Linked DNA regions of Homo sapiens: region 1 is linked to region 2. Evidence: chromatin loops called from intact Hi-C (ENCODE). Cell type or tissue: IMR-90. All regions are shown on one strand. Each heading gives the region's core, and the rest is flanking DNA. Links, peaks and the distances in the headings are about the cores only.

What was found. Hi-C counts contacts between places; a loop is a spot of excess contacts. Peaks named below come from ENCODE experiments on the same cell type or tissue, not always from the same donor. Only the 100,000 strongest peaks of a DNase experiment are listed, where the experiment ranks them.
Region 1: a loop joins it to region 2, with 5 times the contacts of the local background. A loop is called at or near these places in 1 of 110 quality-filtered maps.

Annotation. Positions count from the first base shown.
Region 1 is chrX:110,280,116-110,291,717 of GRCh38, forward strand. The region is part of intron 1 of AMMECR1 (AMMECR nuclear protein 1); the gene reads right to left. Among named protein-coding and RNA genes, the nearest start is that of AMMECR1, 32 kb to the right of the region's middle. In IMR-90, for the core only: no CTCF peak of the experiment used is centred there; DNase peaks (open chromatin) are centred at 4,266, 6,206 and 7,706; H3K27ac peaks cover 2,856 bases.
Region 2 is chrX:110,335,063-110,346,664 of GRCh38, forward strand. It overlaps GNG5B (G protein subunit gamma 5B), which reads right to left. Exons shown (of 1, transcript NM_001396022.1): 1 at 11,392-11,602. It also overlaps a transcript of AMMECR1 not described here. Among named protein-coding and RNA genes, the nearest start is that of GNG5B, 6.1 kb to the right of the region's middle. RefSeq lists enhancers at 6,383-6,532, 6,543-6,602. In IMR-90, for the core only: no CTCF peak of the experiment used is centred there; a DNase peak (open chromatin) is centred at 6,529; H3K27ac peaks cover 842 bases.

The DNA.
Region 1 (11,602 bases), core at 4,050-9,049, 55 kb before region 2:
CCTATGAGGTAGATACTATTATTATCCCCTATTTTAAAGAAAGGGAAACTGAGAATTAGAGAGAGCCATTAACTTGTCAGTGGTCACATAGCTGCTAAGTGGTAGGGCCAAGATTTGGACCCAGGCATTGTGGCTCCAGAGTCAACTCTCTTTACCACATACTACGAATGTGTGTGCTGTTTGATGTAAACCACCTGAAAAATAATATTCCAACAAGGAACTGAATTATTGGCTTTAAAGAAGAATACCTAGAAATTAGACCAAGCAGAGGTAAAATTGTTGACATTATGTGCCATAAAAATAAACATTAAAACGTTAAAAACAAAAATTCACTAGAAAAAAATGCTCTAAAGCTGAAAATGTGGAAAAAATTAGGTCATAATAATATAAATGGACTGGATATTCATAAAAGGCACCCTTATTGAAAGGATTAAAATACTTATATAACATTTTTATTCACTATAAATTCAATACATGTTCACTATAAAAAATTCTAGAAAATACAGAAAAGTAGAAAGGAGAAAATAAATATCATACACAATCTCACTACCCAAAGAAAATGAAAATGTATAATGTTTCCTGACACTCTTTCTATGGAAATATTTTCACATTTTTAGGATCATACTGTATGGTTTTGTATAGTTTTGTTTTTCAACTGAATTGCATAAACATTTTCCTATATGGTTAATACTCTTCAAAAATATTTTAATGGCCCCATGGTACATCATATAGGTAGACCATAATTTAGGCAACTATTTCCTTGATAAACTGTGAGGGACATCTTTATTTATTAAAGTTTATCAAGATCTCAGTTTTATTTTCTAAGGATATTTAAGAAACTGAATTACCAGATCAAAGTGTATGAACATTTTTATAGCTCTTGATGCATTTTACCAAATTGCTTTCCAGAAAGAAAGTGCCACTAAAAAGACTGACTTCACTGAGTTAAAATTTCAAGAATATTTATTTACAACCAGCACTTATGAATCATTTTAATTGGTGGCAGCTGCTTTAAATGTTCTCATTGTTAAACCAGTAAAACACCACAATGAAAACAGACTGTCTTAATTTAAGGTCAAACAGCAGTTATAGTTTAAAAATTAAACTCAAGTATATTTGCCTCATGGTAAGAATGGCTTCTTTCCAACTTGCAGACTCCCTGGTTCTTCAAAACTTTTAAAACACTTCAGTCAAAAAGAACTCATTCTACAGTAGTACACCATAAAACTAGAAGCATTTAAGGAGGCTGCTTTTTATGCTGTGTTTTGTTAACCATTGTATAGCTAAATACATATTTTGAAATACATCTCTTTTCAGTGTTCTTGATGTGACACTCTATAAGGCAACACATTACATTTAAAGGATAAATGACAAATACAACTCTAACAGTATTTGTTGTGAGACTGTTTCTCCGAAGGTGCTTTATTCCTAACAGGCTTCCTCTCCAATCTGTCTTTGTTTGGCCATGCCCTTACACTCCACTCGATCAGGGTTGCTCACAACCATACAAGAAAGCAAGATCTTAGTTCAAATAATGGAAAAGAAGGTAGAAACTGCACAGGGATGTCAGAGACAATGTTCCTTTCCTGGGCCATCTTCTCAATAACTAACTTTTTAGAAGGTCTATAAGGTCTACAAGGGGTCACTGATAGATACCACAATTTAGTAATCTCATGGCTTGGGCGAAAATTTAAAAGTGCTTTATTTTTCTTCACAGTACACATCACTACCCATTTGCTTATTTCCTATCCACTACAGCGTAAGCTCCAAGAAAACAGAGGTTGTCTTTTTGCACGGTCCTATTCCTATCCCCTGACACATAGTAAGGGCTAAATATGTTTGCTGAAAGAATAAAATAGGTTAATATAAAAGAGTGAATGAGAATACATCACACTAGAGAGTTTTGTTACAAGTCTAGGCCCAAGAAATACTGTTTTGGAATGTGTAGTATAGTCTAAGTATGGTGCACAAAATTTACATCAAAGGCATAAACAGCTTTCTCTGACCTCTAGGTAGAGTTTAAAACTCCCACACGTAAGAACTATCTCTTAGGAACATAAACATCTCAGAGATAAAATGAGGTGAAACCTAAGAAACATTTTGTCTTAGAATTCTAGTAATTTGAGAAATCATGTACCAGAACCTCAGATTAAAAAAAAAAATGTGGCATAGTTGGATAAAAGTGCTGGAATAGGGCAGGGAAAGGAGGGGTGTCAGAAGACTTAGGCCCAAAGCTCAGCTCCACTATCCATCAGTCAAAAGACCATGAAGGAATCATCCTATTCCCTTCATCCTTGGACACAGATATGCAAGATGGGGACTGCCTACTTGATGAACTGCTACAGGAATCCAAGGACGCTATCCATTAAAAAGTTCCTGGAAACTGCTAAGTATTATAATTCTGTCAATAAAGGTATAATTATTAATGCTATCATCATTTTGGGTCAATGAGACCTCTACTAGGTAGACGCCCAAAATTGTTAATTTCCTTTCTTGGATACCTTGAAGAAGTAGGGATACTCTGAGATTATCATTTTTATAATAAATATAATTAAGCAGGTAGTTCTTAAACGGATTCCATATCTGGAAAATGTAAGATTATGGTGCTGATGGGGTACACCATGAGAGATTATGCCTTGCTCAATCAAGTGTTTCAGGGCTTTAAGAACATCAAGGAGGAAAGCAAGCATTAACATTCAGTGAGAGCATATTATGATATTATGAATTAAGTACTATTAGGTGCTTTCATATGCATTTTCTTCTTCTCGGCAAGATTGGTTTACTTGCCCAAGACACTGTTAATATGGAGCAGACATGACACTACCAACCAAGGATATCTGGCTCTAAAGCAACAGAAAAGGTTTATCATCTCCAGCTATGAGTGAGCTGGCACACCATTTCCTTTTTTATTTCAGTCATTCTTATGGTTGATATATGGGTTAACAAAAAAAAAATGTTTATCCACTGTATACCATCAGGAACCAGACTAGCAGGAAGAAACTTCTGAGTCCACAAGGAAAAGGAAATTTTCAATCTGGGTAAGGTAGTTAAATCTGGCCTGTATGTGCAGATGTGTTATAAGAGACAGCCCATTTAAGCATGCACTGGATAACTGTTCAAAACATTTTTCATGTAAACTAAAGACATCTTTGGCAACCAGAAAAGTCAATTACTCATATTCCCCTTCTCTGGTTCAGGAATTTATTGAGAGAAGACTAAGGAAGTCTGCTATCCAAAAATACATACACCTAGGCCAAGTGAAATGCTCTGCCTGAAAATACCTAGAGAAATATCTGTTGTCTTAGTCTGTTTGGACTATTTACAATACCATAAAATGGGTAGCTCACAAATAACAAATTTATTTCTCATAGTTCTGGAGGCCAGGAAGTCCAAGATTAAGGAGCCAGCAGACTCAGTGTCTGATGCGGGCCCATTCCTCATAAACAACAACATCTTGCTGTGTCTCACACAGTGGGAAGGATGAATGAGCTCCCTTGGGCCTCTTTTATAAAAGGGCACCAATCCCATTCATGAGGGCCCCACCTTTGTGATCTAATCACCTCCCAAATAACCCCACCTCCTAATAGCATCATCTTGGAGATTAGAATTCAACATATAAATCTGGTGGGAGGTCACAAATATTCATACCGTAGCACCTGGTAAGGGTCTCTTTTCCTCCAAAGGAACAGAATACCAGAGAAAATATTTAATTAAAATAAAATGAGGCTGGGTGCAGTGGCTCACACCTGTAATCCCAATACTTTGGGAGGCCGAGGAGGGTGGATCACTTGAAGTCAGGAGTTTGAGACCAGCCTGACCAACATGGTGAAACCCCATCTCTACTAAAAATACAAAAATTAGCTGGGCGTGGTGGCACAGGCCTGTAATCCCAGCTACTCAGGAGGCTGAGGCAGGAGAATCAATCGCATGAACCCAGGAGGCGGCGGTTGCGGTGAGCTGAGATCTTGCCACTGCACTCCAGCCTGGGTGACAGAGTGAGACTCTGTCTCAAAAATAAAAATAAAAATAAAAAATAAAATGAAACTAGACAGCAAGGAAATGGCTCCAGAGGCAGGAGGGATTCAAAGGAAAAGCTGGTTAAGTCATGGTAGGACAGAACCAGAGGGGGGAAAAAAAGAGTAAGGCATCAAACTTCAGAACTAAAACTCTGAAGGCAAGAAATCATGATAGTTCCGTAGAAAGTCTCCTTCGAATATCTAGAATTTTTCCAGCTTTAGTCACCACAACTGGAAGGGAAGTTTGGTTTTGTGTTGCTCTGACAACACCTTCTTAGACTGCATGAATCTAGAAATCTTCCCTAGAGAAACCTAACATCAGGGTAGCTAAGGAGTTGTGGAGATTCCCACACTGTCTCCCCTTTTGAGGCAAATTTGCAAACTGGCAATTAAGACAGAATCTTAAGGTATCATTGATAGTTATAAGGTAAGGGCAGTGGCCATGAATGGCAGGTTCACAGGCACAATTCCTTAGCATATATTCTTCTCAAGCCATCATATACCAAAGAATGTGATCTAGGTGAAGCCAGAAGACAAAATTAGCCCACTCTTAAAATTCCTCTGACTTCTGTATCTATACTGGATGGTGGGGGAAGGTTGGGGTGGAGAGGGGGTAAACAATCTTAAAGGAACTATTCAGTCAAGCTTGGCCAAGGCCACACAAAGTACCAAAGAATGAATTACACAGGGGTCAGTCTGAAATTCATGGAGTTCTCCCAAGGTAGTCATCACCAGTGATGGCAACAGAAGTTGGAGCTAAGAAAATTCAAGCGTGAAAGCCATATGAGCTCTTCATATCCTTTAGGTCTTAGACTATCACCTCCTCAAAGAGACCCAACTACCATCCTTTAGACAGGGTTCTCAACCCATCTAAAGTAGAGGATAGCAACTCTGTTGTTCTCTATGGCAATCCCTGTTCACTTATCCCAATAAAATTAGTCATCTGTCCCACTAGACTATAAGCTTTATGAAAACAAAGACCCTGCCTAACCTTTTCATTATTATATCCACAGTGCTTAGAACGGTGCCTAGAACACCATAAGTACTGAATAATGATTTGCTGAATAAAAAATAATTAGTATGTAACAATGACTCAAAGTGTGGTCCCTGGACCAGCAACGTTGGCATCACTGGGAACTTACTAGAAATTAAGTCTCAAGTTTAATTTTACACACTTAATTCTCACACTTACTGAATCAGAAACTGGGAGTAACAAGCCCTTCAGGTGGTTTTCATGCATTCTCAAGTTTGAGGACCAGTGGTATACAAGAAGAATGTATAAAAATTCATCTACCAAGAGTATAGAAATACTTATTTCCTGGTGGTACCAAGTAAAAAGGTGAAATTTCTTCTATAATGGGGTTGGAGTCATTGGTAGTTCATCCACAATTCTAAGCCTGGTATGTACACAACTAATATCTTATTGGAATGTAGCAAGGATTTCCAAATGCAGAATCTTGAAAAACTCAAACTCTCTAAGTATATTTCCTTATCTGTGAAAAGGGAACACTACCAATCTCACAGGTGGTTAGGATTAAATGAGATTTTAAAAATATTTTACCCAACTTCTCATACATAGTAAACACTCAATACATGGTAGTAGTAGTAGTACTGCTTCTTACTGAATGTGTTTTCGGAGGCCTCTGAAGATGAGTATCTCACAGAACAGTTTTCAACCCCCAAGAGCACCCTGGGAAAAAAGAAAGTGTCCCATTTTTCAAAAGAGTACATCCTATTACCAAAATGCTAGGATACAAGTAGCTTTGTGAGAGTATAAGGATACACAATTTGCTGGACTCCAGAGGCAAGGAGACACCAAAGAAAAGAGATAAATTAACTCACAAAGGGTTAAAGTAAGTGTGGGAGATACAAGATGGGAGCAAAATCAGAGACTGCTGGCAGTTAGGATGGCAGGGTTGAAAGAGCAAGGCTATGCTGTGATGAACTGTTTTCAGTTGGCAAGAAGGAAGTCCTTATATGCCTGATGTCCATATTTTCCAAGCCAAAAACTGGCATAACGTCTAACGAACATAAGTATACTTATGGACACAATGGGACAAAATGAAATCAGGGCTGTCCTGGAAATCCAGAATATATGGTTACTATCTGGAAATGGTCTGTTTTTAAAAGAACCCAACCCCAGCATGACTAAAGAACTGCATAGAGTTTCACAATACCCTTATACAGTCTCTAGTTATGACTCACCTGAATGATGAATGCTCAATGGGCACATGACCATTAAAAAATTAGAGCATGGGCCGGGCGTAATGGCTCACTCCTGTAATCCTAACACTTTGGGAGGCCCAGGCAGCCGGATCACTTGAGCCCATGAGTTTGAGACCACCCTGAGCAACATAGCAAAAACCCGTCTCTACAAAAAATTTACAAAAATTAGCCAGGCATGGTGTTGTGCGCCTGTAGTCCTAGGTACTTGGGAGGCTCAGGTGGGAGGATCACCTGAGCCTGGGAGGTTGAGGCTGCAGTGAGCTGTGATTGTGCCACTGCCCTCCAGCCTGGGTGGCAGAGTGAGACCCTGTCTCAAAAAAAAAAAAAAAAATTAGAGCATGTATGCAAAGTTACTTAACGTCATCTTCTCTGTCCTCCCATTCCACCAGCTCCTTCCGGTTTCATAAATTCATTGGCCATCTGGAGACCTTAGTTAAAAAAAATCATGAGGCTAATCCCTAGTATCCTACATTAGTTACTACTGAATTTTGATACCAGTTCAAGGGTCCTTTTGGGGTATCTGATTATCTTTGATAGCCAGGAGGCCCACAAGGTGCTTCAATACTAAATTACGTTCATAAGTTAATAGTTTCTTGAGCTCCAATAGACAACTAAGTAGAATTTTCAACCACTGGTTAAAAGAGATAATGGTCTTACTGCCAATGATTCTGTCAATTATGAGACCAGCTACTATCATGTGAGAGATAGGTGAGTTTAAACAGTTTGCCTTCTTGTGAAGGTAGTGGGTTTAAGAAAAAGAACTCCAGCTATCAGAATTCAAGAGTAGGGTGTCAAAAGAGGGGATGAAGGATAAACTATCTCTTACTATTGTGTTACCTTTCCATACAGAAACATTTTTCTCAAATAGAACCAAAATGCAGAGACACACTAACTGGTGTAGTCACCTAATGTGACTGAGACTGAGGAGGAGTCGTTGAATCAGATGATCTTTTTACTTCAGGGAAGTGCCTCCAGACCTAGTTGACAAAAACTGTCAAATTGTTTTGGTTTCTTCTCCAATCCTGGAAAACACAGACCACCTTGTTGTAGTTGTAGGGAGGACATCTATTAGACCTCAGAGTTACAGTAATGAGGATGTCTTGTTCCAATTTCTATCTGCAGCAGTTCACACTTCCTTATGTAACCAGGGGCTCCCTGGTTTCCTGAGTATCACCATTCTGGGGAAGAAATCAGTGTGTATACTGATGCTCAGAATACCCGACCTCAACAATTTCTTATACCTTAATCTTCCAAGTTACTAGTCTACATGACACTGTCTAGTACAGGGTAGAGTTGTGAATACCATACCCCTGAAAGACTTAGTCTGTTACCGGGAAGCAAGTCAAAACTAGGTATTCAAAGCATAGAGTGGCTGGAATAAAAGAGACTAAAAAGAAAGCTAAGAAGTTTCCTTGCCCCATTCTTTCGCAATAGAGAGAATGGTTTAGACAGTGTACAAGGCCATCCCACAAGGATAAACAAGATGAGAAGCCAAACTGCAGTTGATGGGGTCAACTTAGTACAAGAAACCATTATTAAGCACCTTCTCTACTATTTTTGCCATGCACTTGGGATAAGAAAGGAAAAAGACCATCCTCACTCTTCAGGAGCTTATACTCTAATAAGTGAAGGAGAGAAATACATGAATAGAATTTAATATACAGCAGTAAATGATAAGAAAATAGCTATGAATGAGGAATTATGGGACACAAAGGAGAGACACTTAGCCAGTTTGGTAGTTCAGGGAAGCAAGAAAGAGGACCATGACTGCAGAAAGGACTTTAGCTCAGTATCTGTGACTTGGAGCCATCAGATAGCATAAATCAAAAAGAGTAAAGGAAGAAGGCAGGCTAGAAATCTCACAAAGAGCTGAAGTAGCACCATGGCTTTTGGCATTTTTTAGGTGGCAAAAACTTTGAAGAGTGGAGAGTTCTCCCTCAGCACGATGCCCATTCACCTACCCACCCTCATATATCTTTACAGAAGATTTGATTTGGTAGAGAAACAGGGAAGCAAAGCAGGTATGTAAAACATCCAGAAGGATGCACACCACATAATAGGTTCTCAGCAATTTCTCTTGATTTCTCCTCACAAGCTCTACCAGAATTTCAAGAGTCAGATTGTGCGCTCTCAGAAACTGACAGAATACTGGAGATCTTCAAAGTATAACTGCAAGCAAAATCATAGACATTACTGCAGGGCTTCATCAATGTATGGCTGACAGAGCTCTCCAAATTCATTAGAAATGGTACAGCCCTTCTTTTTGGATAAACAATGCTAGCCTAACATGAGCCTCTAGATCACCACCCACATTATTCAGTTAAATGCCAAACTATACCATTTCTTTCCTGTACTATTGTTTGTACTTATTCTTTCCTCACAAATCTAATCTCACAGCTAATTCTTATGTAGACTAGAGTCCACCCTGGACTAAACTATTCTGATATTTTCTTCAATAATGACTCTGATTTAAATGTGTCTAATCCCTCACTTATTCAACCATATAACTTCTACAGCATTCCCACATAGGTTAGAAAATCAAGTCAAAATGAATAAACAGATGCTTTAATTTTAAGCCACTCCACTCTTCTCTCTCTTGATTCAAGAATTCTCAAATATACTTATTTCCCAACAGCTCTCTAAACAAAACTACTTACTCAGCTCTGTTTATGATCCTCACTGACTAGAATGTCTAGTCCTCTCCCCCTAAATAAAATTCTAAATCCATATTTGAAACATAATTCAAAACTGTCCATGAATCCTTCCCTCAACAAATAAGTCCATTAACTTCAAAATTATTAATATGTCTCCCTCATTCCCATGTATTATCATAAATACCCAACTCCCCATTATCCACATGTGGCAATTTCTACCTCTTTTAGTCACCCACTTCTGACCACTTAAGGCACTGGAGCAAGGTACAGAAGGCACATAAAGCCAGTTCACAGAATGAGGGAAAAAGTCAAGAAAAGGAGGCAAGGATATTACTATTTTACACTATTTACATTAGGATCCCCCACAGAAGCAGAGATAATGAGAGATGATTATACTCATAGACACACACAAAATTTAATTACATCAATGTATATTAAAATTTGAAACATACTAGTCATAGAAATAGCCACCTGCTTAGTTAGCTAGAAAAGATAGTTTACTTACATTATGTCCCAGTGGAAGAACAAGTTGGTAAATTATTCTATTTATACTGGAAGTTTACAGGCCAACGTTGATATGAAACATATATGTACATAAACACACATACCTACAAGGCAAATGTGCCCAGCCTATTTATCTCTGTAAGAAATCCTGCCAAACCAAAAATGCACTATTTTATTCGTTAAATTCCTATTAGTCCACAGTATACTGTCAAATACACAGATGGCACTCAAATGGTAGTTGACAGTGCTCTTCAATACAAATCTATCAAGCCAAATTCAGGAAGAAATTAATCTTTAATCATGAAAACGCTCAAGAAAACATCCTGCATGTTACAGCATTCTTATAATTGTACTGGAAGATATACTGTAATTTACTTAGTATAGCCAAGAATTTATAGAACCATGATTCAGAGTTGCACACAATCTGATTTTAGCACTGAAGCTGAAAAATAAAACATACTGGAATCAACCCAACTTGCTCTATTTCCTGGAATACAGGTAGAAACCCATTATAGTTAACATCAGGAAAACAGGAACTTCTATATTACAATGTAATATCCTATAGTGAACTCACAGTACTTTGTTGATTTGGTTACAAAAAATTATTTACAGCAAATAATCAAGGAAAACAAATATTTACTCCAATGCTTTCCCAGTAACAGTCATCCCCTATAATGAAAAAATATTTATGTGTTGCTAGCAAAGCAATTCTCACTTGATGATCCACTGTGAACATTAGATCTAAAGAGCATTTCTCACCCTTGCCTCCCCCGTTTTATTCAGCCCAACTTCCCCAATGCTTACCTCCTTAAATAGTATATACAAGCAAACATAACCACCCGATATTGATCTCAAGCTACTTTTGCAACTACTATTATCTATTTTAACTTGTCACTTGTATAAGATTTATGTGCTGATTAGGCTGTATGATTACTCTGCTAATTTTAGTTACATTGCTAGTATAACGTCTATGTAATAGAAAACACATTTTTTTTAAAAAGTACATTTCCATTCTTGTGTGTTTGTAGCAGTCCTGATATGTACCACATATGAGTCCAATGATGTAAGTTTTAATGAAATATTTAATATTATTAAAATTTTATAAAATATTTCTGGTGCTTAACAGTAATGAAAAGGCCAGTGTTAAAAATGGACAATTTCCCTCCTAAATCAATGGCATACAGAAGTTAAGATCTGATGAAATCAGGAATTTTTAGGGCACAAGACTTATGCAACTTCTCAGAATTCTACTTATTGAACATGAGTGTACAATACATATAAAATACTTCCCTGCTTGCAATGTCACAAGTTCTACTACCCCGTTTTCTTCAATACTACAATGCTTATTAATGTTTTTGAAACTGTAGCACCCCATTATGAGTTGGTTGACTTAATAACACACTCTTTTTCTCTCCTATGAGTGTGGAGTGTGTGGGTACTTTAATTGAAAATAATTTTGGTTTAAAAATTTCATGACACCTCTTGAAGTATTGAGAGGCAGATTTAAAAATTCACTGCTCTTAACTTCCTCACCTTAAGAAAAATTTTAAACAAAAATTCACTCAGCACGTTTATAAAAAATGATGTTCTATGTAGATTGATAATAGTGGAGTGGGGAAGAGAAGGGAAAGAAAATATAAAGATGAAGACAGAAAATATAAAGAAGAAGACAGAAGCTTACTATCCAATGTAAGGTAGACATGTACATAAATAATAGAAAATACAAGCCGGGCGTGGTGGCTCATGCTGGTAATCCCAACACATGGGGAGGCTGAGGTGGGCAGATCACTTGGGGTCAGGAGTTCAAGACCAGCCTGGCCAACATGGTGAAACCCCATCTCTAGTAAAAGTATTTTAAAAAATTAGCCGGCGTGGTGGTGCGCACCTGTAGTCCTAGCTACTCAGGAGGCTGAGGCAGGAGAATCACTTGAAACTGGAAGGCAGAGGTCGCAGTGAGCAGAGATCGTGCCATTGCACTCCAGCCTGGGCGACAGAGTGAGACTCTGTCTTAATAATAATAATAACACAAAATATACAAGACCTAAGGTACTTGGGAGAGGTGATGACGGTTACAGGTAGGAGGATGGGAGCACATGCTAAATCTGAAAGGGACAGCTTCGAAGTTTCACATTGGAACACTGATGTTATATTGCAGAATTTAAATGACAGTCCATTATCCTGCATATGTATTCCCACTTAAGT
Region 2 (11,602 bases), core at 4,160-9,159:
CCACATAACAACTACATGATATTAGACAAATCATTTAATTTCAGCCTTGTAAAATGGGGGTAATAATAGTATCTTCTTCATGGGGTTATTGGGAAGATTCAATCATATAATGAATGTAAAGCCCTTGGCACAGTGCCTAACACTGTGCATACCCAATCATGGTAGCTAGTATCAATATAAAAGTATCAGTGGGCAGAGGGTGGGTGGTGGAGAAATGATTCCAAGACCACCTTGGGAGCAAAGATCTGGATTTGCTGGCAAGTCAGACGATCACTAGGAAATGCCATCTGGGAAAAAAATGCCATGTAGTTATGTGTCTGATTATGATTTGACACATACATTCCTCACTACAGGGCAGGAACTTTGTCCTGATTACTGTGATATCCAGCATAGAATGGTGCTTCACACGTAGTAGTCACTCAATAAACATGGGATAAATGAATCAAACTAGGGGTTGCCGATGGCATAGGTCCCAGAGCTCTATAGCAGCCCACCACGGACAGCTTAGCACAATGCCCTGAATATAGTATGTGCTCAAGAAAGAATGAGTGATGTAAGAACCTCAGACAGTGTTGTACTTTACCATATCAGTTTCCACTTTACCTTAGTTGGATAAATTACATCACCCAAATTCAGCTTTCCTTGTTTTGCCTCTATTTCATCAGCTCCAAAGCCCTATCCCAATTTTAGAATCCCTAATTCATCATGTACATTCATTTGGCAAATACTCTTTGCGTGCTTAGTACATGCCAGGCATTATGCTAGATGCCATGAACCTCCTGGAGCTTGTTTAGTGGGGAGACTAGCAGCATGCAAGTCAACGAACAGATAAGATGATTTCAAATAGTGATAACTGAGTGCTATAAGAAAAGTAAAACAGGGTAACTTTATGGGGGATTACCTTAGAGTAGGTGGTCAGAAAAAGGTCAGAGAGAGCCTCATTTCTAAGGATGTAACACCTAAGTTGGATGATGAAGATCAGTAGCTGCAGAAATAAAAGGAGGTTGCTCTCTTGGAAGTGCCCAGTTTCTTCTGAAAAGCTGTGAAAAATCTCTCAAAAATGGAGGACAGTTAAGCAAAGACTGGAGACTGCAGGAGGAGAAAGTGAGCAAGGATTGGCAAATTACCATCCTGCCTAAACCAGTCTCAACCTTTTTGAGCTATTTTTAGAGGTTAGGTGTTTCATTGCATGTCAAGGTTAGAAAGTCACTTAGAGATCATCCAGATCCGTGCTATTCCGTATGCTGTATATATACCCCTGGTGGTACATGAGATGATTTTAGGTACTCGTAGATGAACATTATTTATTTTGATGTGTATTTTTTTAAAAAAACATCTCGACTGGGTGTGGTGGCTCACGCCTGTAATCCCAGCAGTTTGGGAGGCCGAGGTGAGTGGATCATCTGAGATCAGGAGTTCAAGGCCAGCCTCGCCAACATGGTGAAACCCTGTCTCTACTAAAAAAACAAAACAAAACAAAACAAAACAAAAAAACAAAAAAAATTAGCCAGGTGTGGTCGCATGTTTCTGTAGTTCCAGCTACTCAGGAGGCTGAGGCAGGAGAATTGCTTGATCCCAGGAGGCAGAGGTTGCAGTGAACTCAGATCACCTGGGCAACAGAGCAAGACTCCGTCTCAAAAAAAAAAAATCTAATATGGAGCCCATGATTTCATGATTATTATTGCTTTGATGAAATTAATGTAGGAAGAGCCATGCCAAGTCACTTTCCAGAGATCAATTTGGTTGGCCAAGAATGGACTCTGGATAGGCTTATGGGATGAACCTGAGGTAGGGAAGGCTGCCACCCCCAGGAATGAGAGATAGAATGCCCAAATGCCCTTCCTGTAATTTATGTTATTCTTGGATATGTCAAAAATCATGTAGGTTTTATACACAGATGGAAATATTGATTTGACTCTCTTGCCTTTGAATTCCTTCCACAAAGAAATTATTTTAGAGCCTGTAAACATCTAAGGAAATGGCAGGTCCTCTTGGTGGTTAAGTGAAAAGCCTCTAGAGTTAGTCATTCCTGGATTTGAATTCCAGCTCTGCCATTTAATTGCTATGTGACCTTGGGCAAGTAGTTTAAACCTGTCTACACCTTAGTTTCCTCATCTGCAGAGATGGGTACTCTAGGACCCATTTCTTAAAAGAGTTATTGAAAGGATTAAATGAGATAATATATGTGGGAAGTACTTTTCCTAGTGTCTGTCACATAGTAGGTGCTCAAAATACATTATAGCTTTAATTATTCAAGTTTTCTGGGGCAGTTTCCATTTCAAATATTCTGTTGTGTTTTTAGACTATTTGTTCTCATTTGAAATTCTAAAATGTCATCACTGTATTTTTCTTCAGCATTTGAAGGAGGAGGGTTTGTTTTTTCAGGTATAAAGACACAAAACTGCCTCCACTTTCTACACTTGATTTGAAAATCTCAATCCTAGTCAGAGACATCTTATTAAGACCCAAAGCATAGGATGGCTACTATAAATAAACAGAAAATAAAGAGTATTGGTGAGGATGTAGAGAAAATTGAACTCTTGTATACAGTTGGTGGGAATGTAAAACGGTTCAACCACTGTGGGAAACAGTATGGCAGTTCCCAAAAAAATAAAAAATAGAATTATATGATCCTTCAATTTTGCTCATGGGTATATACCCAAATGACTTGAAAACAGTGTCTTGAAGAGATATTTGTACACTTATTTTCATAGCAGCATTATTCATAATAGCTAAAACAGGAAGCAACTCAAGTGTCTATCAACAGATGAATGGATAAGCAAAATGTGGTATATACATACAATGAAACATTATTCAGCCTTAACAAAGAAGGAAACTCTGCAATATGCTACAGCATGGGTGAACCTTGAGGACATTATGCTAAGTGAAATAAGCCAGTCACAAAAAGACAAATACTGTATGATTCTACCTATATGAGGTACTTAGAATAGTCAAAATCATAGAGACAGAAAACAGAACAGTGATTGCCAGGGACTGAGGGAAGGCAAGAATGGGGAGTCATTGTTTAATGGCTACAGAGTTTCAGTTGTACAAGATGAAAAGGGTTATGGAGATGGATGGTGGTGATGGTTGTTTAACATGATGATGTGTTTAATACCACTGAACTATACATTTAAAAAGTTAAGATGGTACATTTTATGTTTCATGTATTCTAACACAATAAGACATTTGAGAAAAAAGAAGACCTAAAACAGACTTGTACCCACAAAGAATGGAGAAGGGAAGAAGAGTGATCTTTAAACACAGAAGTACCAGGCAGTGAAATTTTGAGTTTTCCTCAGAAGTACAAACAATGAGTGGACAGACAAGAAGCCAGGGTGGGAGAGACCTTTCATTGGGTGTGACCCTTCATTTCCAGTTCTACTTGAAGATTTTGCTTTAATTAACACAAAGGTGAAGCTCAGATTGTAGATGGCCTGACATTGCTTATGATCAGCCGTTTTTCTAAATTATCTAAACCTCATTATAATTATACATATGAAATGCCTGGTAATAAAATTGCATAGTAATTACACAGCCCGTAACATCAGTATTCAACCTGCAGGCTCCAGCTGCCCTCTGATATTCATTATAATCAGGTTTCGCCTGTTTACAAATGGCAGGGGAGGTAAATCCACTCAATGGATTTTGTTCTGGAATCTGTATGCCCTCCAGGGTCAGCTGAAACTCATAGAAAATTGTCCTTTAATATTTGAATCAATATACATGTATCCAAACCATATCCTTCTTCTTCATCAACTCTCTAGTTCTGGATACCTAATTAGATTCATCAATTCCTCCATAGCCTTCCTGAGAGAGAGGAGAATTAAGCAATGGGTCAGCCAGGGAACTGCCTGGGGTGCCAATTTAAAAGGGATGTTTAAAAATCCCTGGAATAAAACATAAATATGGTGCTGCATACCTTGGGTTTCTGCCAGTACTTCCTAAAGTAATTGGTGAAATGAAAATTGGCCACTTCTTTCACCTAAGGAGGCTGGGACCTTTGAGTAAAAAATTAAAAGCAAAAGCAAGCCAGTCCTCACTGGTGCCAACCACTCTATTTTCGTGACAAGCGCGTGCAAGTTAAAGGGTGTGCCACCAACGGTGAGATTAGCAAGATGGGAGTTGCTGAAAGTAGGCAACTCTCCACAATCACCTGATATTGAGAAACAAAATACTGCATGTTGCAATGCTCTTTATCAAGAATGAAGGGTTCATTTCCTTATCTAAATTTTAAATCCTCTACTATACCTTCCCCAAAGTTACCTGGTTTGGAGAATTGCAAAAGGACACTGAGGACAAAATAAAAACTACAGAAAAGTGGAAAATGGTTTGTTGTAAAAAAAAAAAAAAAAAAAAAAAACAAAAAAAGGAGAAATTCTAAGGTCTTTTGAATGTGATTTTATTTAACTTATTTATTTATTTTTATTTTTATTATTATTATTTTTTTGGAGAAGGAGTTTCGCTCTTGTTGCCTAGGCTGGAGTGCAACAGCACGATCTTGGCTCACTACAACATCCGCCTCCTGGGTTCAAGCGATTCTCCTGCCTCAGCCTCCCGAGTAGCTGGGATTGCAGGCATGCGCCACCACGCCCGGCTAATTTTGTATTTTTAATAGAGACGGGGTTTCTCCATATTGGTCAGGCTGGTCTCGAACTCCCCACCTCAGGTGATCTGCACACCTCAGCTTCCCAAAGTGCTGGGATTATAGGCGTGAGCCACCACGCCTGGCCTGAACGTGATTTTATAACTATATACCTGTAAGTTATCTGATTTTATAATTATATCCCTGTAAGTTACTGCCATTATATTTAGTTTTGAGTGACAAAACAAACAAAAGAAATGAAAGTAATAAATCAGTAATTTAAAATGCCAATTTAGGATTTTTTGCTGTAGTTGAAGGCAAAACATACACACACACACACACACACACACACACACACACACACACACACACAACATATTGGTTAAGCTCATAGGCTCAGATGTGAGCCTACCAGAGATTAAATCCTGGCTCCACTACTTACTAGCTGTGTGATCTTGGCTAAGTGACTTAAACTTTGGGCCTCATCTATTAAATGGGGATGATGATGGTGGTGGTGATGATGACGATGATGACGATAACAGTGCTCACCTCCTAGGATTAAATGAGATAACGCATGTAAAGTGGTTAGCATAGTTCCTGACATACGGTAAACACTCAATAAATGATAGCTATTATTGTTATAAGTGTAGGTAGTGAATTTTTTATTTCAAACATAAGGAAAAAAGACATACACTATTTAAAATAGAAACTCAGTCTCTCCCTACTCTCATTAAGTAAATGTTGACCAAATATTTTAAATATATGCAGGTGAAGAGGCACCAGAACATAAGCCTGCCTGGGGCATCCACATTGTCTCATCCAGTCTTGCTGAGGAGGGCAACTGTGGTACAATCAAAAGAATGCTAGATTTTTAGAACTGGAAAATCTGGCTTCAGGTCCCATCTCTGCCACTTAATAGTTACTAGTGTGACCATGAACAAATCATATAACCTCTCTGAGTTACAATTTCCTCATATGGAAATGAAGATACCTATGTTATAGATGGGTGGTGAGGACTGGAAAAGGTTGTATGGAAAAGCATCTGGCACATATTAGGCATTCAGCAATTGTTTATTGACTCTGAATCACAGAAAGAAAATAATTCAATGGAGATTTTAATACTTATCTGTCATCAAGGATGATGGCACAAGTTTCTGAGCAGCACTGATTTTGCCTCAAACTAGCTTCTGCCATTTCTTGTGAAAAGGTCAATATTACTGTCATATCCATAAGGCTCCAAGATGTAATTGTGTATGCCTGCTAAGACTTTTTAAAACAGGGTGATAGAGTTTGGCTTAAATGCCAGCACAGACCTTTCTACATAAATGTAGTACTGAAAAAGTGCTGAAATATTCCAAAGATGCTACTATTAATACCAACTTCAAAAATGATGAGGAAGTTGATGGCAGCAACTATAGTAACATGTTTTAGTTTTTTATGTTTTGTTTCACTTTGTTTTAAGTCACTGGCAAGATTATAGTCCAATTTGTCCTCTATTGACTACTGAACAATATTGTTTGTGGAACATTCCTGGAATCTGTTTGACTGTAACATAATCTGGTTTTGTGTACATAAAATTAGATTTAATACAGAAATAGGAGAAGTGAACAGCATCAAAATAATTCCAGAATACTCATAGGCCTTATAAAAATATTTGACAGCATTAGCTGACTTCCACTCTGATAGTTACGGAGCAAATTTAGCAGTCTCTAGAAGCTCTTACTCAAATATATAGTAATCCCCCTTTATACATGGTTTCACTTTCAGTGGTTTCAATTACCCACAGCCAACTGTGGTCCAAAAATATTAAATGGAAAATTTCAGAAATAAACAATTCATAAGTTTTAAATTATGGACGATTTTAAGTAGGGTGATGAAATCTTGCACCATCCTGCTCTGTCCCCTGAGACATGAATCTTCCCTTTGTCAGGGTAACCACGCAGTCTAAACTACTCACCCATTAGTCACTTAGTAGCCATCTCAGTTATCAGATCGACTGTTGTGGTATCACAGTGCTTGTGTTCAAGTAACTCTTATTTTACTTTATAAGTTCCCCAGACTGCAAGAGTAGTGAGGCTGGAAATTCGGATATGCCAAAGAAAAGCTGTAAAGTGCTTCCTTTCAATGAAAATGTAGGCCAGGCTCGGTGGCTCACGCCTGTAATCCCAACACTGGGAGGACGAGGCAGGTGGATAGCTTGAGTTCATGAGTTTGAGACCAGCCTAGGCCACATGGTGAAACCTTGTCTCTACAAAAAATACAAAAATTAGGCATAGTGGCACAGGCCTGTAGTCCAAGAGGCTTGGGGGGCTGAGGTGGGAGGATTGCTTGAGCCTGGGAGGTCGAGGCTGCAGTGAGCTGAGATCGTGCCACTGCGTTCCAGCCTGGGTGACAGAGTGAGACCCTGTCTCATTTTTAAAAAACAGAAAAAAAAATAAAAGCTAAATATTCTCAATTTAGTAAATAAAAAAAACTTTTATTAAAGTATATTGCTATAATTGTTCTATTGTTATTAATCTCTATATTGCCTAATTTATAAATTAAACTTTATCATAGATATGTATGTATGGGAAAAAACATAGTGTATACAAGGTACAGTACTATTTGCCATTTCAGGCATCCACTGGGGGTAATAATGTCAGACAGATGACAAAGTAATGTATAAAGAGCCTTTTAGAATCAATAACTAAAAGACCATTAAAAAAGTGGGCATACATTAAAATGAATATTCTTTTTTTTTTGAGACAGAGTCTCACTCTGTCACCCAGGCTGGAGTGCAGTGGCCGCAATCTCAGCTCACTGCACCCTCCGCCTCCTGGGTTCAAGTGATTCTCCTGCCTCAGCCTCCTGAGTAGCTGGGATTACAGGCACACGCCACCACGCCTGGCTAATTTTTGTATTTTTAGTAGAGACGGGGTTTCACCATGTTGGTCAGGATGGTCTCAAACTCCTGACTTCATGATCTGCTTGCCTTGGCCTCCCAAAGTGCTGGGATTACAGGCATGAGCCACTGCACTTGGCCTAAAATGCATTTTCTAGATGATTGAATAACAATAGTCCTTTGCTATGAGATAATGACTTGGTTTATGGCCTTAATATACTACTTAATTACTTAAGACATTTATTAATAGAATGATAAATGCATAGAGTAACCTGTAAGCATGACATACTTTTGCTTTCAGTAGTTTCATGTAAAGAAAAAAACTTGAACCAACCAAAAAAAGTCCAGGACCAGAAGGATTCACAGCTGAATTCTACCAGGGGTACAAGGAGGAGCTGGTACCATTCCTTCTGAAACTATTCCAATCAATAGAAAATGAGGGAATCCTCTCTAACTCGTTTTATGAGGCCAGAATCATCCTGATACCAAAGCCTGGCAGAGACACAACAAAAAAAGAGAATTTTAGACCAATATCCCTGATGAACACTGATGCAAAAATCCTCAATAAAACACTGGCAAACTGAATCCAGCACCACATCAAAAAGCTTATCCACCATGATCAAGTGGGCTTCATCCCTGGGATGCAAGGATGGTTCAACATACGCAAATCAATAAATGTAATCCAGCATATAAACAGAACCAAAGACAAAAACCACATGATTATCTCAATAGATGCAGAAAAGGCCTTCGACAAAATTCAACAGCCCGTCATGCTAAAAACTCTCAATAAATTAGGTATGGATGGGACGTATCTCAAAATAATAAGAGCTATTTATGACAAACCCACAGCCAATATAATACTGAATGGGCAAAAACTGGAAGCATTCCCTTTGAAAACTGGCACAAGACAGGGATGCCCTCTCTCACCACTCCTATTCAACACAGTGTTGGAAGTTCTGGCCAGGGCAATCAGGCAGGAGAAAGAAATAAAGGGTATTCAATTAGGAAAAGAGGAAGTCAAATTGTCCCTGTTTGCAGATGACATGACTGTATATCTAGAAAACCCCATTGTCTCAGCCCCAAATCTCCTTAAGCTGATAAGCAAATTCAGGAAAGTCTCAGGATACAAAATCAATGTGCAAAGATCACAAGCATTCTTACACACCAATAACAGACAAGCAGAAAGCCAAATCATGAGTGAACTCCCATTCACAATTGCTTCAAAGAGAATAAAATACCTAGGAATCCAACTTACAAGGGATGTGAAGGACCTCTTCAAGGAGAACTACAAACCACTGCTCAATGAAATAAAAGAGGACACAAACAAATGGAAGAACATTCCATGCTCATGGGTAGGAAGAATCAATATCATGAAAATGGCCATACTGCCCAAGGTAATCTATAGATTCGATGCCATCCCCATCAAGCTACCAATGACTTTCTTCACAGAATTGGAAAAAACTACTTTAAAGTTCATATGGAACCAAAAAAGAGCCCGCATTGCCAAATCAATCCTAAGCCAAAAGAACAAAGCTGGAGGCATCACGCTACCTGACTTCAAACTATACTACAAGGCTACAGTAACCAAAACAGCATGGTACTGGTACCAAAACAGAGATACAGACCAATGGAACACAACAGAGCCCTCAGAAATAATACCACACATCCACAACCATCTGGTCTTTGACAAACCTGACAAAAACAAGAAATGGGGAAAGGATTCCGTATTTAACAAATGGTGCTGGGAAAACTGGCTAGCCATATGTAGAAAGCTGAAATTGGATCCTTTCCTTACACCTTATACAAAAATTAATTCAAGATGGATTAAAGACTTACATGTTAGACCTAAAACCATAAAAACCCTAGAAGAAAACCTAGGCAACACCATTCAGGACATAGGCGTGGGCAAGGACTTCATGACTAAAACACCAAAAGCAATGGCAACAAAAGCCAAAATTGACAAATGGGATCTAATTAAACTAAAGAGCTTCTGCACAGCAAAAGAAACTACCATCAGAGTGAACAGGCAACCTATGGAATGGGAGAAAATTTTTGCAATCCACCCATCTGACAAAGGGCTAATATCCAGAATCTACAATGAACTCAAACAAATTCACAAGAAAAAAACAAACAACCCCATCAAAAAGTGGGCAAAGGATATGAACAGACACTTCTCAAAAGAAGACATTTATGCAGCCAACAGACACATGAAAAAATGCTCATCATCACTGGCCATCAGAGAAATGCAAATCAAAACCACAATGAGATACCATCTCACACCAGTTAGAATGGCGATCATTAAAAAGTCAGGAAACAACAGGTGCTGGAGAGGATGTGGAGAAATAGGAATGCTTTTACACTGTTGGTGGGACTGTAAACTAGTTCAGCCATTGTGGAAGACACTGTGGCAATTCCTCAGGGATCTAGAACTAGAGATACCATTTGACCCAGCCATCCCATTACTGGGTATATATCCAAAGGATTATAAATCATGCTGCTATAAAGACACATGCACATGTATGTTTATTGTGGCACTATTCACAATAGCAAAGACTTGGAACCAACACAAATGTCCAACAATGATAGACTGGATTAAGAAAATGTGGCACATATACACCATGGAATACTATGCAGCCATAAAAAATGATGAGTTTATGTCCTTTGTAGGCACATGGATGAAGCTGGAAACCATCATTCTCAGCAAACTATCACAAGGACAAAAAACCAAACACCGCATGTTCTCACTCATAGGTGGGAATTGAACAATGAGAACACTTGGACACAGGAAGGGGAACATCACACACCGGGGCCTGTTGTGGGGTTGGGGGAGGGGAGAGGGATAGCATTAGGAGATATACCTAATGTAAATGATGAGTTCATGGGTGCAGCACACCAACATGGCACATGTATACATATGTAACAAACCTGCACGTTGTGCACATGTACCCTAGAACTTAAAGTGTAATAAAAAAAATATATATATATATATAAAAAGAAAAAAACTTGAAAATAGTAATACCTGAGGACACATGGGAACAACAGACACTGCAGAGGGAGGGTGTGGACCAAGAGCTGTAAAACTACCTACTGGGTACTCTGCTCACTACCTGGGTGACGGGATCATCCATACCCCAAACCTCAGCATCACACAGTATACCCAGCTAACAAGCCTGCCCATGTGTTCCCTGAATCAAAAATAAAAATTGAAATAATTTTTTTAAAAAGAAAAATACAATAGTATTACCCATAGGACAAAATTTGTACTATTAGCAATAATTATTTTGTGTCTCATTTAGAAACAATTTGACTTTTGTTCCAGAGTTTAAATTTTGACAAAAATGGTTTTGAATAGATCTTTATAACCTGATGCCATAAATACAAGGTTCTCTGATACCTTCATTTATTATATCAATATTGGGCCTAAAACAGTATTCTGTAAAGCTTAAGTTGGTATTAACTATGATCATCTTGATGTCTATGATAGATAATAAACAAGGTCATACATACCTTACTAAGCAATTTTGGTTTTTCACCAACATTTTATTCTTTAAAAGATTTACAGTAACACAATTATTTAGCATTTCAAGTTGTGTGCTTTATTTAGCAAGTGAGAAAAAATTGGAATATTGAAGTATTTGCATAAAAAATCAAATGGTAGTGTTTTATAATCTCTATTGTATTTCCTATTAAATTTTTATATGTTACTTTCCCATTGTTCCTGAATTTGTTATCCTGTATATAAACAGAAACATGGATGAGTCAAAAAAAAGTGGACATAGGCTATGAGTAGATTATTCAAAAAGGAACTACAAATGGTCATATAATCAATAAACATATGAAAAAGTGTCAAATATCACTAGTATTCAAAGAAATAATAAACCACAATAAGTTACTAGTTTTCACTAATATGATATTGCTAAATATCATTTTTTAAAACTTGCACACTAAGTTTTATTGTATGCTGCTGCCAATGTATATAAAACAATTACCCTTGTGAAGTAGAAATTCATAAAAATTCAGAGGTAGATGTTAAGGACAGACAAAAGTAGAATTTTGTATATTACAGCACATGTGTTACAGGGATAAGCTTTTGTACAGGCTTCAAATGTATCTCTCTTGAATATTCACTGGATCAT